Regions from separate parts of the Homo sapiens genome. Here region 2 is linked to region 1. The links are chromatin contacts, found by Hi-C or POLR2A ChIA-PET in ENCODE. All regions are on one chromosome and are shown on one strand. Each heading gives the region's core, a stretch centred on a gene start or an enhancer-like site at or near the end of the contact. The rest is flanking DNA. Distances are from core to core; before and after follow the strand shown. Region 1 has its middle 12 kb from the start of MIR557. Region 2 overlaps LOC125312414 (a long non-coding RNA gene).

Region 1 (2,700 bases), core at 28-2,527:
GCTTTTGAGAAGCAGTATAAGTTGGTGTATGATGCTAGGCTGTGGAGTCTGACTGCCTGGGTTCAAAGCCTAGTCCTGTTTCTTTCCTGTAACTTTAGGTACGTGTGTTAACCTCTCTGAACTCTATTTCCTCCTCTATGAAACAGGGGATAAGATAATAATTGTATCTACTTTGTAGGGTAGTGCAAGCACTAAATAAATTAATTCTTGCAAAGGACTTAGAAGAATTCCTCCCTAAGTACTCAGTAACCATAACTCAGGTGTTGACGAAGGGGCTGGTGGGTCCTTGATTGGGAGTGAGGTACAGTTTATCTCTGCTTTGGTTGGGATGTTGGACTGTCAAGATGCTCTGTAGTTTCTGAAGAGGGAAATGATCTTATAAAGTGACCAAGGTCATCACTGGGCAAGAAGTGCAACTGAGGAACTATTGAGTCCACTGACCTTATAAGGTGCCAGGTCAGACTCTTCTGGGTTTAAATAACAGAAATAGAATCTGGGGCTTGCAACTCCTTGGGAAGCTGAACAATCAGGCATGACAAGCATGCAGGAATTGTTACAGTAAGTAGCTAGTCAGGTGTGAGCAGGGCAGGAGGTGGATCTGCCTAATAATGTGGGGCAACCATCAGGTGATGATCAGGTGGTTTTCAACTGTCTCTCTAAAATAATAATTGGTCACAGCCAGTGCCAGGGAAAGGCAGTCTCCCTATAGATAGAAAAAACCTGAAACTGGTGATCAGTAGCTTCCTGATAAAATTTCAGGAGTTGGGCGAGTGAGCTCAAGCATGTGCATTAAGAGGCAAAATGGTGGAGTTTAACTTGTATATGACCTTCTGTGGGCATTGCACCGGAATGGGAAGAACGCCTCAAGTGAGCATGTGTAAAGACACTGACGTTCCCCTCCCAAGCACTAGCAGGCCATTACACATGCAGAAAACCCACCCCAAAGGAAGAAGCAGGGAGAAGGGATGCAAGACCCCAGAAGTATGCCAACATATAAAACTCCAAGCCAAAACATCAAATCCCACACTTGTCCTCCAAGACACTCGCTTAGCCCTCTTCCAAGTGTACTTTACTTTCTTTTCATTCCTGCTCTAAAGCTTTTTAATTAACTCTCACTCATGCTCTAAAATTTGCCTCAGTTTCTTCTTCTGCCTTATGTCCCTCAGTCAATTTTTTTCTTCTGAGGAGGCAAGAATTGAGGTTGCTTCAGACTTGTACACATTCGCTGCCGGTAACTCAGATACCCATCACTGAAAACAGAACCGGGTTGGCTCCTGTGGGTCATGAGGCAGGAAACCAAGGTGCTTTTTTTCATAACTCATAGCTTCATTGGACGACTACTCTCTAAGTCACTAGGTTGACTTATGGCTGAAAGAAATCTGTATCTGGCACCATCTGGTGTTTGAAGGAAAGGAAGTGCTGCTGTCAGCATTTGTTCCAACACTTCACCTTATCATGACACTAAGAAAACCTCAAGCTGGCAATGACATCCAAAGGGGTAGAAGCAGTTTTCTAAATGGTACTGGTATCCCTACTGGCATCTCTGGAAGAAAGAGTTCAGTTGGCTCCTGTAGTATGTAGGAGGCAGACTCTCTCTTACCAAGATTCACAAAAATGAGAAATTCTTCCAAATAGAATGTGGGTTTCTGTTATGGTTTGAATACGTCGCTTTCAAAATTCAAGTGGTGCCAATATGACAGTATTAGGCGATGGGAGCCTTTCAGAGGTGATTAGGCCATAAGGGCTCCTCTGTCATTCATGGGATCAAGGCACTTATTAAAGAGGCTTCTGCCAGCATTCAGTTGGCTTGCTAACCTGCTCTTCGGCTCTCTCTTGCCCTCCCACCTTCTGCCATGTGAGGTTGCAGCAAGAAGGTCCTCACCAGACCAAATACCAGGATTTTGATCTTGGACTTTCCAGTCTCCAGAACTGTGAGAAAATAAATTTCTGTTCTTTATAAATTACCAAGTCTCAGGTATTTAGTTTTAGCAGCACAAATGGACTAAGACAGTTAGTTGCTGGCCAGCTGGACAGTGTGGCAGAAGTCCCCTGTGTACTGCCCCACTTCCCCACCACATGAATGCTCATATTCCCATTGAGCTCCAGGTGTTGGGAGGACAGGCTTGCCCTGCAGATCTGGCTCATACTGTGGATTTGCGCTCAGTCCCCATTCAGCAGCTTCTCTTTTTGCTAGTTCTTCAACTCCCAGTTATGCTGGTTGGTGATATGTAATGTGTCACTTTGCTGGCACGAGATTATTTAGTTTTCATGGTAGCCTTAATAATCTTGTGACACCAATTACTGTTCTATAATGGTAAGAAAAATAATGGCTACCATGTTAAAAAATGTATCAGATACCAAGCATGGTACCTGGCTGTTTACATGTGATATTTCTTTTAATCTTCATTTCCTTGAGGAAGATATAATTTTTTCCATTTTGTAAGTGAGGAAACGGAGGTCAGTAATCATTAAGTAACTTTCCCAAGGTCCCAGAGCAAGGAAGAGTAGGAGCTTGGATTTCTAAGCCTTTGTCTGACTCCAGAGCCTGAGCTCTAAACACTGTACTATATTCTCCCATCATGCAGATGGGAAAAAGAAAGGTGAATTTCACCATTACCTTTGTAAAATGCCAATAGTAGATTCCTTAGGCTAGAGCTTGCTCTTCTCTAACTCACTGTAATGTTTACTTTTGAAGTAGAG
Region 2 (2,700 bases), core at 77-2,576, 36 kb after region 1:
GGAAGGTGTGTTGGAAATGGTACCAACAGGGCTATCCTGATAAGTGGAGGGGTGTGGCAAACCGAGAGACAATATGGAGTGGTGGCTTTTAGCCACCTGAGGTTGAATCCTGATGCTACCACTTACGGCATGCACATCAGGATCATGTTATTTAACCTCTCTTAGTCTCAGTTTCATCATCTGTATAATGGGAATTATCAAATATTTACTACCTGGGTTGCTGTGAAAATGAAATGAGAAAATACATGTAACGTGCTTGCCATGTTGTAAGCCCTTAGTGAATATTAGCAACATATAAATAGACATAACAGCTCTTCTAGTTTTGTGCTATGGGCTGATTTCATGTATATGACACTTGTTTTTTTTTTTTTTTTACACAAGACCTTTCCCAAGTTCTTTGTGCCCTACATAGGGGAGGTAAAATGAGGGAAATCACAAAAATTGTGACAATTTCTAGATTAGACATAGTGTAGGTGTTGTCATGTCTGCAGTGTAGAAGTCACCTTGGAAAGAGTTTGCTCATATTTCTTAAACATTTTTTAGGGTTGTCTTAGAGATGATCCAAGAACATTTTCTTTCATTCATTCAACAAACTTTTACTGAGCACTCAGTGTGCGTAGGATGAGCTAGGCTAGGAGATAAGGATGCAGTGGTGAGTAGGATAAATAAAATTCCTCTGCTAAAGAAGCATATGCTCTAGTAGGGAAGACACAAAAAAGTGTATATTTAGCATGTAGTATGTAGCAACTAGAGCTAGGAGGAAAAGTAAGATAGGGGAAAGGGACAGCATTGTCTTTGGGAGGACCCAGGGTGGAGACAGTAGCCACTCTCCCCTGTTCAGAACCCAGGAGCACAGAGTGCAGGTCACAGCTCAAAGGGCATTGTATTTGGCTGTCCAATGTGGCTGTTCTTTTTTTTTTTTTTTTTAATACAAGCATCCATTTTTGTTTTAAGACATGAAATGAGGGAATGACCACATATCCTCTCTGTCTCTAATTGGAGACAGTGAGTTTGGGCAGTTAAGATCCTGGGATCATAACCAGGATAAGGCAGAGGTGACGATCTCCTCCTGCCTGGACCCCTGTCCTGGCCCATCACTACCCATAGGGTAGGGGTGTGTGTGTGTGTGTGTGTGTGTGTGTGTGTGTGTGTGTGGTCTGAGTGGGATGGGAAGGTGGATGGCTTGGTATACATAAGGTCTTTTTCAGAACACTTGAAATGCAGACCTTGTCTGATAATACTTCTGTGACTCGGGTATATTATCTTCACAGCTCACAGTTTCATGGGACATTTGTGCAGATGAAATTGATCAGCAGCAGGAGGAAAATAGTCGTTGCCTAGGCAACCAGTGGATGACTCATCCAGGCTTTGAAGCAGCCAAAGCCATGAGACTGCAGTAATTTTCCAGATGCTTAACTCGCCTTCCTCTTTCTCTTCTCTTTCGTTGTTTCCCACTCTCCATCCTTCATTTCTTTCTCCACACCCACTTCCCTGGATGCTGCTCACTAGATCCTGAGCTCTCTGGAGCAGGTATTGAGACCTTATCCCACCACTGCATATGTGGCTTGATCTGCTGCTGCTCCTCATTCTAGCAACCAGGGGATGGATGGCCAGGCTGCAAAAGTCTTATTGCTACAGAGCTCCAAGATGCTGCTTGTTGCCTTTAATCATAAAAAGTTTAAGTGAGTGTAGCACCTTTTCTCCTAATTGAATCTAACCTAAGCTTATCTGTTTGTCTTAGAGATCTGCAGAGCATTTCTTTGAGGAGAGGCAGTTAAACCTTGGGCTTCCCCAAGCAAAGTTGTGGAAATGATATTTAAAGGTGACAAAGCCCCTTTTGACAGCAGCTCTCTCTGCTGGGTCTTCTCATCCTCTTGGCTCACCTTTCCTCACTCATAGTCTGGGGTCTGATTTTCCAGGCTCTTCTTAATTATCCACCATATTCCCCTCTAAAAAGCAAAGTGATAGACGTTTAAACCATTCCCCTTTCCAAAGGCATTTTCATTTTAACAAAGAGCTTTCAAAGGCAAAGTATTTCAAGACCCCAAAGAAAAAAAAAATCTTTAATTAGCTTTTCAAATACAGATTTAGGCAGAGGGGCTTTGGTGGTGGTCTGTGCCTGGTAAAAAGGTTTTCCCCTGCACATCGTATGTGCAGTACCTTCTTTGCTGCTGATACTGACTTTAAAGACATTCATATTGGATACTTGTTGGTGCCTCAATTTTGTATCCCACCCCACCCCCCATACATGTGTATTCCATTCATATGTGTACACACACACACACCCTTGAGCAGCAGGAGCAACTGATGGGGAAAAAACAAACCCCAAGTGATAAACTTTAGTTCACTCGCTTTTACTAATTGGATGTATGTCAAGCATCTATTCAATGCAGAACATGGTGGCCATCATTGGGACTGGGATGTCTCAAAATGGCTTACAGTCAGAACAGATTAAAGGCAAGCAGACACACACTTCTGTGGGAATGAGTAATACAGTTTGGGGAGAGGGTGCTGCTTATGACTGCCTCTCAGAGTTTGCCCTCTGGGTCCCTTTACTGTTCTTGGTCTTAATTAATTCAGTTGGCTCAGGCCCATGAGAGCTTCCTCACTGGTGCTCCACCTGTCCCACCACAGTGTCACTCCACCTTGAGGTGACCTGCCTGCACAACCACCAGAGTCACAGACAGATGCTCGTTCCCT

What was found. Hi-C counts contacts between places; a loop is a spot of excess contacts on that map. ChIA-PET counts read pairs that join two places held with the same protein, here RNA polymerase II (POLR2A). Pooled maps may share reads with other maps.
Region 2: a pooled map shows a loop between it and region 1 (4-fold over the local background). The contact joins two enhancer-like sites. A Hi-C loop is called at or near these places in 5 of 168 maps with a recorded cell type or tissue (CD8-positive, alpha-beta T cell, PC-3, naive thymus-derived CD4-positive, alpha-beta T cell and 2 more) and 9 of 50 pooled maps. POLR2A ChIA-PET finds 5 or more read pairs at or near these places in 5 of 52 experiments (CD4-positive, alpha-beta memory T cell, H1, OCI-LY7 and 2 more).

What each region holds. Positions count from the first base shown.
Region 1 is chr1:168,361,839-168,364,538 of GRCh38, forward strand. No RefSeq gene overlaps it. Among named protein-coding and RNA genes, the nearest start is that of MIR557, 12 kb to the right of the region's middle. Within about 2 kb of position 1,278, at least 2 of the 41 ENCODE cell types and tissues checked have a DNase peak (open chromatin) inside an H3K27ac peak, as active enhancers do.
Region 2 is chr1:168,397,850-168,400,549 of GRCh38, forward strand. It overlaps LOC125312414 (a long non-coding RNA gene), which reads right to left. Exons shown (of 8, transcript NR_176090.1): 8 at 2,342-2,700. It overlaps LOC100505918 (a long non-coding RNA gene), which reads right to left. Exons shown (of 5, transcript NR_176059.1): 5 at 2,342-2,700. Among named protein-coding and RNA genes, the nearest start is that of MIR557, 24 kb to the left of the region's middle. Within about 2 kb of position 1,327, at least 4 of the 41 ENCODE cell types and tissues checked have a DNase peak (open chromatin) inside an H3K27ac peak, as active enhancers do.